Regions from separate parts of the Homo sapiens genome. Here region 1 is linked to region 2. A link is a contact called in ENCODE Hi-C or POLR2A ChIA-PET data. All regions are on one chromosome and are shown on one strand. The core of a region is the stretch at or near the end of the contact, and the rest is flanking DNA. Distances in the headings are between cores, read along the strand shown.

Evidence for each region. A loop is a pair of places that touch in the nucleus more often than their neighbours do. ChIA-PET counts read pairs that join two places held with the same protein, here RNA polymerase II (POLR2A). Pooled maps may share reads with other maps.
Region 1: a map of endothelial cell of hepatic sinusoid shows a loop between it and region 2 (3-fold over the local background). The contact joins the enhancer-like site here to the promoter of LINC00578 in region 2. A Hi-C loop is called at or near these places in 1 of 168 maps with a recorded cell type or tissue (endothelial cell of hepatic sinusoid) and 1 of 50 pooled maps. POLR2A ChIA-PET finds 5 or more read pairs at or near these places in 5 of 52 experiments (B cell, MCF 10A, PC-3 and 2 more).

What each region holds. Positions count from the first base shown.
Region 1 is chr3:177,489,305-177,495,294 of GRCh38, reverse strand. The region is part of intron 1 of LINC00578 (long intergenic non-protein coding RNA 578); the gene reads right to left. Among named protein-coding and RNA genes, the nearest start is that of LINC00578, 50 kb to the right of the region's middle. Within about 2 kb of position 3,859, at least 4 of the 41 ENCODE cell types and tissues checked have a DNase peak (open chromatin) inside an H3K27ac peak, as active enhancers do.
Region 2 is chr3:177,439,789-177,445,798 of GRCh38, reverse strand. LINC00578 (long intergenic non-protein coding RNA 578) reads right to left here and starts at 3,878. Exons shown (of 4, transcript NR_047568.1): 1 at 3,689-3,878. RefSeq lists an enhancer at 3,851-3,980.

The DNA.
Region 1 (5,990 bases), core at 2,610-5,109, 50 kb before region 2:
GGTGGCTCACGCCTGTAATCCCAGCATTTTGGGAGGCTAAGGCAGGTGGATCATGAGGTCAGGAGTTTGAGACCAGCCTGACCAACATGGTGAAACCCCATCTCTACTAAAAATACAAAAATTATCCGGGTGTGGTGGTGCGCGCCTGTAATCCCAGCTACTCAGGAAGCTGAGACAGGAGAATCACTTGAACCCAGGAGGCAGAGGTTGCAGTGAGCCAAGATTGCGCCGTTGCTCTTCAGCCGGGGCAAGAGAGCAAGACTCCATCTCAACCAAAAAAAAAAAAAGAGAGAGACCAGGAAAACAAAAGTATCCTTTGTCAGAAGCTGAAAGTGAACCAGTACCATGTTGAATCTGTCAATACAAGACAGAAGGACAAAATATCATTGTCCTTCTAAATTTTGCTTGCATTTTACTGACAATCTGGTTACTAAATTGTTAGATACAGAATTAACTCTTACGTACTTGGTCTAGCAATGGACCAAATTAAATTAATAGATAAGAAGCAAGTTGCAAAAATTCCCGAGCTATCTTCTTCTTCTTTTGTACCATTTTACATGGCATCAAAATCTGTTCCAGTTACTAAGGACACATATGAATTTACCCCACAACTCAGTGGCATGAAACAGCAATGTGTCATGCTCACAGATTCTGTAGAGGAAATTGGACAGGACACTGTGGGGACAGCTTGTCTCTGATCCACAACGGTCTGGGGTCTCAGATGGAAGATTCAAAGACTGGGAGCTGAAATCATCTGAAAGCGTCTTCACTCGTGTCTACTGTACAATGGTGGCACTCAGCTGAAGACCTTAGTTCCTCTCTATATTGGCCTCTCCATGCAAGTTAATTTTGCTTCCTCAGAGCATAACAGCTGAGTTCCAAGGACAGGTGTCCTGAGAGAGGAATCAGATGGAGGCTGTATCCTCTCTATGGCCTTAGCCTTGGAAGTCACATAGCATCACTTCTGCTGCATCTGTTGATCAAAAATGGAAGTTTCTGTCTTGATCCAAACCCAGAAAATATAAATCTCAGCATTAAATAAGAAGGTGTCAGTTACAATTTAAGAAATGCATGTGGCACTCAGATATGTATATTTGTATGGCCATCTTTGGAAAATACAATCTACCACACTCTGTATTTGTGTGACTTCTCTCAATGAACCTACAAAACAGATGCTTTCATTCTCTTCATTTCACAGATAGAAAATTAAACCCAAACAAGTTTAACAACTTGGCCAAATTAACACTTGATTATAAGAACATCTATTAGTAAACTTACCCATGTTTGAACTTTGTTGATACGAAGAGGTTCCTCCTCCCATGGCCAGAGATGATTTTTAGTTTCCATGTTGAGCCACTGTTTCCTTTTTTTCTTTTTTGAGATAGGGTCTCACTTTGTCACCCAGGCTGGAGTGCAGTGGTGCCATCTTGGCTCACTGCAGACTTGACCTCCCAGGTTCAAGCAATCCTGCTTCAGCCTCCCAAGTAGCTGGGACTATAGGCACGCACAGCCACACCCGGCTAATTTTTGTACTTTCTGTGGCGACAGGGTTTCACCATGTTGCCCAGGCTGGTCTTGGACTCCAGAGCTCAAGAAATCCACCCGCCTCGGCCTCCCAAAGTGCTAGGATTACAGGCGTGAGCCATGGCCACCCGGCCTGAGCCACTGTTTTCTATCATGTCTCAAGTTTCACTGTCTAAGATCCGACACATGACTTGAAGACTTACCCCTTTAAATTTTCCTCTTATTTTAACAGCTTTTGGGATTCTACTGGAAGTTTGTACAGCGTAGTGGTACCAGGAATAAGCATTGGAGGCAGATAAACATGGCTTTAAATCCTGGCTCTACCACTTCTTGTTTAGATGCAGCAAACACATTACTTACCCTTGGTAAGCCTCCCTCCCAACAGGGATAATAATAAGCTTCTCGAACCTGGTACAGAAGGTGCATATTAATAGAATAAGTAAAATATCACTGACACCTGTCCCCACATTCTTATGCCACTCCCTAGGAACTTTCATCTAATTATAACTAGAAGTTCTCAGATGGTGTTTCATGAGTGCTTACAAATGAATCACCATTGATGCTAACAGTAGGCTTCCTCTTCTGATCCAGACGCCTTCATGGTGGATGGTCTCAGGAAGTCACTGAGGGCAGTACCTCATCACTACCTTGATTACAGATGCTCCCCTAAAACAAGGCTGTCTCCTAATGAGACTACATAGCAGCAATCTCTCAGGATGCTGCAGAGGCACGGTATTCGGTTTATCATTGGGAGTAATGCCCCCTCCACCCTTCCACTTGGGTCACAGAGACACATAGTTTTTTCTGCTTTTGCTAGCAATTTCTCTCTCTAGAGGACTTGCATATTGATCCTTAGAGCCAGGAGATAACACACCTTTCTGTGCTCTCAAAGTCTACACAACCAACCCTCTTCCTCCTCCAAACTTGCCTTCCTTTCTTCAGCTAAAAGCAAAAGCACAACACAACTTACACCAGTCCCTTCTTCTGAGATCTGTTCATCGCTTTACAGATTCTCCTACACCCGTTAATACGCACACTGTGCTTTATGTGCTCACTCTCAACTGCACTTCCTTCTTTCTCTCTGATTTTATGTCCCAATCAGCCTCTCTCATCTCTCTTTTTTTTTTCTTGCTTTTATAAATCATGGGGCCAGGCGTGGTGGCTCACACCTGTAATCCCAGCACTTTGGGAGGCTGAGGCAGGTGGATCACTTGAGGTCAGGAATTCAAGACCAGCCTGGCCAACATGGTGAAACCCCATCTCTACTAAAAATACAAAAATTAGCCAGGCACGGTGGCGAATGCCTGTAATCCCCTCTACTCAGGAGCCTGAGGCAGGAGAATCTCTTGAACCCAGGAGGCAGAGGCTGCAGTGAGCCAAGATCGCGCCACTGCACTCCAGCCTGTTTACAGAGCAAGGCTCCATCTTCAATAAATAAATAAATAAATAAATAAATAAATAAATAAATAAATAAAGGTACCTCCACGTAGGAATGAGCTTCACTCAACTACTTTCTATTAGAGTTGCTATAGTCCTGGTTTGCCCAGTCTTGGCACCCAAATTTTATTACTTAGATCCTCCCAATGATGACAAATATATGTAACATTATCAGGGAGGGTTCTTTAACTGCAGACTTCATTTAAAAAGAGGAAAAAAAGAATGTTTTGAGACTGACTCAAACCCCATTGTGGAACGAGAACTACATACAATTTATATGTCAAGAAGTTAAGCTGAATTGAATATATAGTTAATTGCAAAAGGTATTCAATATAGAACTGATAATAGCATACAATCCTACACAGCTAAGAGAATTTTTTTTAATTGGCCAGATGTGGCTGAGGGGAGTGTCTGCCCTGGTCCCCTGCAGCTGTCCTTCCTCTGTCTTTCATATCTGGCTCTTCCGTTGCCCTCTGCTGAGTCCCTCTGTGTCTGTGTCTCACACCATCTGGATTGAAGGGGTCACTCTCCTGTGTCAAGACTTTTCATGCCAATTATTTAATGCCATTTCTCCATCTGAAATTATTCAAAGTTCACTTTTAATTCAAATTCCCCATGGAATCCATTTGTCAGGAGGTTGCTTTCTCCAAATATGTTCTGCAAACTGTCATCTCTGGCTGCTTGCTGTCATAAATAGACGTTAGTCTCTATTTCCTGTGCTGTTCCCAAGAGAAGTGTCATATAGCTCCAGGCTTTTTGGTGGGAAGAGAGCTACTTCCAGTGTGGATACTACAAGAAAAGCTTCCCTTGTTGCCCAGCTCTCTGATACTTCCTGTGTTTCCATGGCAAACTTCCCTCTTGGATGCAGCTGCTTAGGAGGGGCGGGGAGAAGGGAACTGTTTAACCATTTTGTTCCCATCACATGCCTCTTATACGTTCAATTTTCCCCTGCACACTACATGTGACTCCCGTCCTTGTCCCCTTTTTAAGCACGTACCCACCCCCCATCCCCCGCCTCCAGACACACACAACAAACATTTCTTTCAGCTCACTCAAATATGTGGAGTTACTCGCTTAACCCGTGGAAAATGCTATCCTTTTGGCAGGAAAATGCTGGATTCATGATAGTGCCACTAGAAAAGCATTTTTTTAACTTCTCCATTTCCAGCACATCTTGGTTCTAGCAGAATGAGTAGGTCCTTGAACCCCAAAGCCAGGGCTGGTGGTCACCCTAGGAAGTCACCTGTAGCGGTAAAAACCAATGCGTGTAATGGGGATAGTATTTTTGGCATTTTGAATATTTTCATTTCCCCCTTAAATCATGCACCTTCACAACCTCAGCATCCAAGCTTAGCCAAAAAGCGCATTGCCTCAGGGAATAAGAGGCCATTGATTATCTTTGAGTCATAAATCTGACTTTTGTAAGTCCACATCAAAACAATTGTCACGAAAGCCAAGCTTTGGGTAGACAGAAAAGGCCATTCTAAGTTCCCTTAGCCTCTATTTAGCATAGTAAGAGCCAAGCCTGGCAGACCAGAGGGCATCACATGCCTTGGGTAGGGAGAACGAACTCTGGAGAGAACACAGAAAAAAATAAAAACTGCCTTTTCAGCCCTGCTGCATTGCAGGAAGCAAAGGAGGCAGCAAATGGGACCAAGCATCATGGCTCCTCCCTGTCCCTGTCCCCACAAGGGGCTGCAATTCTAGAATGGGGCTTACATTGGTTTAGAGGAAAGCCAAACAGAGAGTGTTTTGCCTCATTTCCCATTTGAGACTCATAGCAAACTACCATAGAATAGCTGCATCAGAGAAACACTTCGTTTATGCAGAAGGAGGGCCTGAATTTAGCCCCCAGAGGCTCTCTTGGTCCCCAAGTATCCTATCTGACCATTTCCACCTGCCCTGAGATAGGAAGTAGGCTGTATCTGAAGGTACCAGGTAGAGCGCTTACTCTGGGCTTGCTGTTGGGAATCAGAAGGGAGCCTGCTAGACCAGAGGATGAGGTGGGAGTAACAGCCTGTCCTCAAGAATGAAAGTGGCATCAAATCAGCAGCGAGAACAACCAAGTCCAACCAAACCAAGAGATTATAGAGCAGGAGTCTGACAGCTCCCAATTTCAGCTGCCCAGCAGCAGGGAAAGTAGAGCGGGAATGAAAGAGACAGCAGAGCAGAGGACTGAGGAGCCAGGGAAGGACAGACATGGGCCTGGGAACCCTCTTTCCCACTGCCACCAGGTCAGCCAGTCTTCCTCCTGCTATCTACTGAAAAATCATCTCAGAAAAAGAAGATGAGAAGAAAATCTGGAATTCTTTTATTTCAAAATCACTTTGTTGTGGTATAATTGACATACAAAAAGCTGTACATATTAATTGCAAAAAGCTCAGTGAGTTTGAGGTTAAATATATACTGTGAAACCATCACTACCATCAAGGCCATAAACATATCTGTTGCAATGGTTTGAATGTCCCCTTCAAAACTCATGTTGAATCTCAATCCCCAATATGGCAGTATTGAGAGGTGGGGCCTTTAAGAGGTGATTGGGTCATGGAATAATCCACTTTTAGATTAATGGATTAATTCATTAATGGGTTATCATGGGAGTGGCTTTATAAGAAGAGGAAGAGTGACTGAAGCTAATACGTGAGCATGCTCAGCCCCTGGCCATATGATGCCCTGCGCCACCTTAGGACCGCAGAGTCCCCATCAGCAAGAAGGCCCTCACTAGATGCAGCCTCTCTACCTTGAACTTTTCAGCCTCCATAACTGTAAGAAATAAATTCCTTTTCTTTATAAATTACCCAGTTCCAAGTATTCTGTTATATGCAACAGAAAACAGACTAATACACCTATCACCTCCCCCACAAAGTTTCTTCCTGCCACTTTTATTATTTTGTGTGTGTATGATAAGACTTAATGTAAGATCTATCTTCTTAGCAAATATTAAGTATATGATACAATACTGTCAACCATAGGCATTATGCTGTATACTAGATCTCCAGAAGTTATTTATTTTGCGCAGCTGAAGCTTT
Region 2 (6,010 bases), core at 2,629-5,128:
ATAAAACCCCACCCACACAGATGATAAGCCTCCCTCTATCACCAGGAAGCATAATTAGCAAATTAAAGCATTGGACTCACATTTATACTTATAATCCCAAGGTTTTGTTTTATTCAAGTAAAGCCTGTGGCCTAAATCACTGTGATTATAATATGGTACTAAGTAAATAAAAGTCTGTCTGCCTTTCACAATTATGTTTTAATTTCCCATTTTACATTTTCCAACATGCAAACTAGGTTTTGTTTACATTTTGATCTGATTTACTAAAGAACTTTCTCCCATAGAATCTTCTGAAAATAGAAGTGCAAGCATACATATAACACATGGATTTTTGCCCCCTATAAACATTAGCTTGTGTCTAGTCTTTGCTGGTAGCACACACATAGAAATACCAGTGTAGCCAGGCACAGTGGTTCACGCCCATAATCCCATCACTTTGGGAGGCTGAGGTAGGCGGGTCACGAGGTCAGGAGATGGAGACCATCCTGGCCAACATGGTGAAACCCCGTCTCTACCAAAAATACAAAAATTAGCTGGGTGTGGTGGCAGGTGCCGGTAATCCCAGCTACTCAGGAGGCTGAGGCAGGAGAATCACTTGAACCCGGGAGGCAGAGGTTGCAGTGAGCCGAGATCACGCCACTGCACTCCAGCCTGGCGACAGAGCGAGACTCCATCTAAATAAAAAAAAGAAAGAAAGAAATACCAGTGTTTTCAATTGGGAGAATTTTTAAACTTTGTCTACTATCTTCAGAAAACATTCTTTGAAAGAAAGGTTATTGTGTTTAGTCTGGTTTCTATACATGTCTCTGGAACAGCAGGATATAAGAACCCATTTTGGCAGCAGATCTCCAGAAAACACTGGCAATTCTGCAATGAGGGGAGGTACAACTTCCTAATGAAAGTGTTTCCTCAAATCTAAAGGTCATCTGAACACTTTCATACATACACAATACAATGTATGTATTGCGGTTGAATAGACACAACAAAGGAGGCAGACTGAAGTTCAAATCCTACCTCTGCCACTTACTAGTTGTGTGACATTCAGCAAATCACTTATCTAATCTTTCCAAGTCTCCATTTTTTTTTCTTTTTTTTTTGAGACAGAGTCTTGCTGTGTCTCCCAGGCTAGAGTGCAATGGCACGATCTCAACTCACTGCAACCTCCGCCTCCCAGGTTCAAGTGATTCTCCTGTTTCAGCCTCCTGAGTAGCTGGGACTACAGGTGTGTGCCACCACGCCTGGCTAATTTTTGTATTTTTGGTAGAGATGGGGCTTCACCATGTTAGTCAGGCTGGTCTCAAACTCCTGACCTCAGGTGATCCGCCTGCCTCGGCCTCCCAAAGTGCTGGGATTACAGGTGTGAGCCACCGGGCCCTGCCACAAGTCTCCATTTCTTCATTTGTAATATGAGTGAAATATTGCCTACTTCATAAGATTCATACAAAAATTAAATAAGATAATGTACATAACATGTTGGTACATAATAATCACTAAGAAATGATGTTAAACCTGTAATCCCAGCACTTTGGGAGGCCAAGGCAGGCGGATCATGAGGTCAGGAGATCGAGACCATCCTGGCTAACACGGTGAAACCCCATCTCTACTAAAAATACAAAAAAAAATTAGCAGGGTGTGGTGGTGGGTGCCTGTAGTCCCAGCTACTCGGGAGGCTGAGGCAGGAGAATGGCGTGAACCCAGGAGGCGGAGCTTGCAGTGAGCCGAGATTGTGCCACTGCACTCCAGCTTGGGTGACAGAGTGAGACTCCGTCTCAAAAAAAGAAAGAAAGAACGAAAGAAGGAAAGAAAGGAAGGAAGGAAGGAAGGAAGGAAGGAAGGAAGGAAGGAAAGAAAGAAAGAAAAAGAAAGAAAGAAATGATGGCAGTTATTTCTATTATTATTTTAGTATAATTATCACTGAATCAGAAAGAATGTGACCCTGGGGGTGTGTGCACACCATGATTTTGGCCATGACCTTCAGTCAGCAACATTAGTTTCTCTCAGAGGAGGTTCTACTGTGCCCCGGATAAGGGAATTGGAGCTCAGTGACACGTAGAAAACTGACAGCATTGAAGATCTCTAAAGGATACTCAAAACATTCTTGCCAGCCCTGCCTGAGGCTGCATTACTGCCTACCAGGTTTGTTTCTGCTCTCAGGCACTTATTACATTTCTCTGTTTTCATGCCAGCCTTCCTAGCTTACTTTGTGTTCCTTCTGCATTAGTCATCATAACGCCCCAGTTCAGTGACAGATAAGGTGGATAAGTCCCATTTGGTCCCTGCCCCTACAATTGGAAGAAGACAGGAATTAGGAGATGGACTGAAGCAGAGGTTAAGTGTTAAACACAGCAAGCCCACCCCACAGACACACAATTAGGTGACTCTAAAACCAACTTAATTGGTTAGTGACCAGTAGTAGTTTTCATGAAATAGAATAGAAAATATCAATATAAACCCCATACAGTAAGCAGTTTATTTCATTAAAAACTTTTATTGGCCAGGTGCGGAGGCTCATGCCTATAATCCCAGCACTTTGGGATGCTGAGGCGGGTGGATCACGAGGTCAGGAGATCGAGACCATCCTGGCTAACACAGTGAAACCCTGTCTCCACTAAAAATACAAAAACAAAATTAGCTGGGTGTGGTGGTGGGCGCCTGTAGTCCCAGCTACACGGGAGGCTGAGGCAGGAGAATGGCCTGAATCCGGGAGGCGGAGCTTGCAGTGAGCCAAGATCTCACCACGGCACTACAGCCTGGGTGAAAGAGTGAGACTCCATCTCAAAAAGAAAAAAACTTTTCAGTTGTGTGTGTCTGTATGAATATTTGTTTGTGTTGGTGGGTGGATGTGTGTGCATTTTGCAATATAAAATATATTTCTTTTGTTCTCATGTGGACTCGAAGGTCTCTAAGGTCTCTTTTAACTAGAAAAATTTAATAAATCTCCAAACTCTGTAGAACTGGGATTCAAAATGGCAGTAGTTGCCAATGTTCTGGTTTTATGGGGTTGGTCCATATTTTTTTTCCCAATAGAAAATAAATTAGGATTTTCCTTCATCAGTAAATAAAAATGTTAAAAGAATAAAACTAGAATCTACACTCAATCACCCAGGAAGATGAGAGGTCTGCTGGGACTGAGATTACAGAGAGAAATGAACACAGAGATCAGAGCTTGAAGCCAGCTGTGGAGCCCAGGGCCAGTGGCCCGCTTCTGCACACAGCATCCATCCATGGGAACTGAGTCAACTCATAAGGATCTAAAGAGAGCGGGGACATTGCCGGGGAGGAGGAGATGGGGGTTCCTCTCCCAGCATACACACACGCATGGCTCCCACACTCACATAAATGCACATCGAGAAGCCAGAAGATGTTGCAAGATGTGTCTGTGCGTCTCTCAAGCTTCTACAGGCTAATGAAAGCATGTTAGAGACAGAGAACAGGCCTGAGTTTCAAGCCTTCTGAAGTCTGTTTTTCACTCTGTCTCTCTTTGGCACAGAATAAGTCATTTCATTCTCCCCTCTATCCAGACAGTGAGTTAATTTACACTGACAACTATAACCAAGTTGATGAACACACCAAACATTGGTCAGTGCAGATTCTCCCTATTTGAAAACTGAAATAGGAAACTTTTATAGTTAGAAAGTGCTTTGCAAACATAAACTCAGAAAAAGAGGAACTAATCGGAGGATCTTACCTTTCGGTTCTCTAAGCGGTCACAGCCTAATGCTGCCAAATGGCTCCAGATGCTCATGTTGAGGTCCAGGCTCTCTCTCCATCTTCAGTCTCCTCCACTCACCAGGCTCCTATTAACACATTTTCTGCTCTTCAGATAGTGAAATGTGGACAGCTAGGTTTAAGCCACCAGATTCCATCGTGCTACACCGAGACCACAGCCAATCCACTTTGGCCTTCCTCACAAGTCTCCAAATCATGACCATATATGTATAAAACGCCCAGTCTCTTCCTTTGCTGCTAAAGATTGTTAGTCTCCATCATTAAGGAACTTTCTATCTCAGCCTCCAGAGGGGTACCATCACACATAGTTCTGAGGATACCTCACCATGTATGAACACAAAGCCAAGAAGGGGATCTCATCTTCTTTTTATCCTAATTGGTCTTGTGCCATAGGTTGGTACTAAGGCAACTATTTGCTTTTAGTTTAGTTGTTATTCTAGGTTATTTTCCATATAAATAATATATTAATCATTTGAACATGTGCCCTAGGAGAGTTTTGCAACTGGAACAATTCTTGAATCAAAGAAATAAATACTATAAACAAAGCATAGTTTTTCAAGTAGCTTTCCAAGGCTTGTTGCAATTAATCACAGGCTTAAGAATGCTACTCCATTATCATTCTATCAAATGCAAGCCACATGGGCTTTGTGGCCATCATCTCAAATAAATACATCTCACTCTCCTTTGTAAGTCTTCAGTATAGACAAAGGCCTCTGCTTCAGGAATTTTGATTAGCAATATGTTAATCATAATTTCCAAATAAAAAGTCTAGACACCGTTTCAAGATTAAATTTGGTCTGGTCTGATTTTGTGAATTCTTATAAAATGTCTTATCCAATCAAATTTTAGCAATCATTCTGCATTTTGATGTTAAAATAAAATTAAATTAAAATTTTAACGAAAATAATTCTGACCCTCTGAAACAATTTCAAACTTATTTTAAATTCCCCAAGTGCATTCAGTAGCAAGTAGAAATAGTCACCGTTTAGCCACCCCATTACAGTCCATCACCTCAGCATTGCCCCTAATGTGGCAAGATTTTAAAAGTATAATATTCTTCACCTTTACAGCTAAAACAACAGCACATTCACACACATCATTGTATCGAATGTGGGCTAGCATGCACACATGTGTCCCCATTAATGTATCAATTCTTCAGCCTGTGACTCATTTTTTGGTGACACATGTTTTTATTGTATTATTGACCTGAGTCATTCAGTTACTATATATCAAATACTGGACTTCTCTGTTAATTCACTGATTTGTGGAAACAATGGATCAGAATATTTGAAGCTGAGGCTGTCTCAGAAAAAGAGACATATGGTCCACGAAAGAAGCAGGCATGCCTCTGCAGGAGTGAAGGCACAACAGAAGGCATGCCCCGGGCACCAGGTCCCGAGCATCAGGGAAGGCCCAGCGCAGCTGTCAATTAAAGGAGGGAGATTCCAGTGATCCTCGCCACCATCATTACATTTGTTGAGTTCTTCTGCATGCAAGTATCATGCCAAGTATTTTCTGTGCACAATCTCATTCAACGCTCATACAAGCCCTTTGACACAGAAGCATTTACTAACCCTGTAACAGAGATGAGGAAATGGGCTAGGAGAGGCCACTTAGAACTGTTAGAATCTTGACCCAAACCCAAGTCCGTCTGACTCCAGAGACAGTGCTCTGGGTTTTCAACCTGTTCCCAGACAAAACATAATCCCCACTAGACCTTCAGGAAGCTTTGTACCTTCTGAGTGGTGTTCCAGCCGATACCCCGGCATCAGTCTTTACAACACTTTCACCTGTCCCAGAATGAAGCATGTCTTGTGGGTATGAAAACTAGGAAAATATCTGCAAGGGGATGGGCAATCCAGAGGCATCTCTTCATTTTTCTCCCGTAAATAATTCTCATAACTAATGCAATTTAGCCTCCCAGACTCCTCATACTTTCCCTCCAACGTATTCTTTTCTGATTATTTATTATTATCATAATTAACATTTTTAGACATGTCACTGTGCAAAATATGGAGGAAGACAGACTCCCCCACCCTTTTGGCTTATGATCCAAATATTTAGATTATAAACACAATGTTTTTGGCAGGTTAACTCTGTATTAAGAAATAGAGCATTTGCAGGAAATGTCAGATGCTTATTTTACGATCAGTGTAAGGAGTAATTTACCCCACACAAAGATTTGGACTTGGCAAGCAAGCCCCTGTCCACCTACCCACATGTGATGAAGGCAGGAACAGTTTTTCTTCCTCACAACAATTGTCAGGCAATGGACATTTTT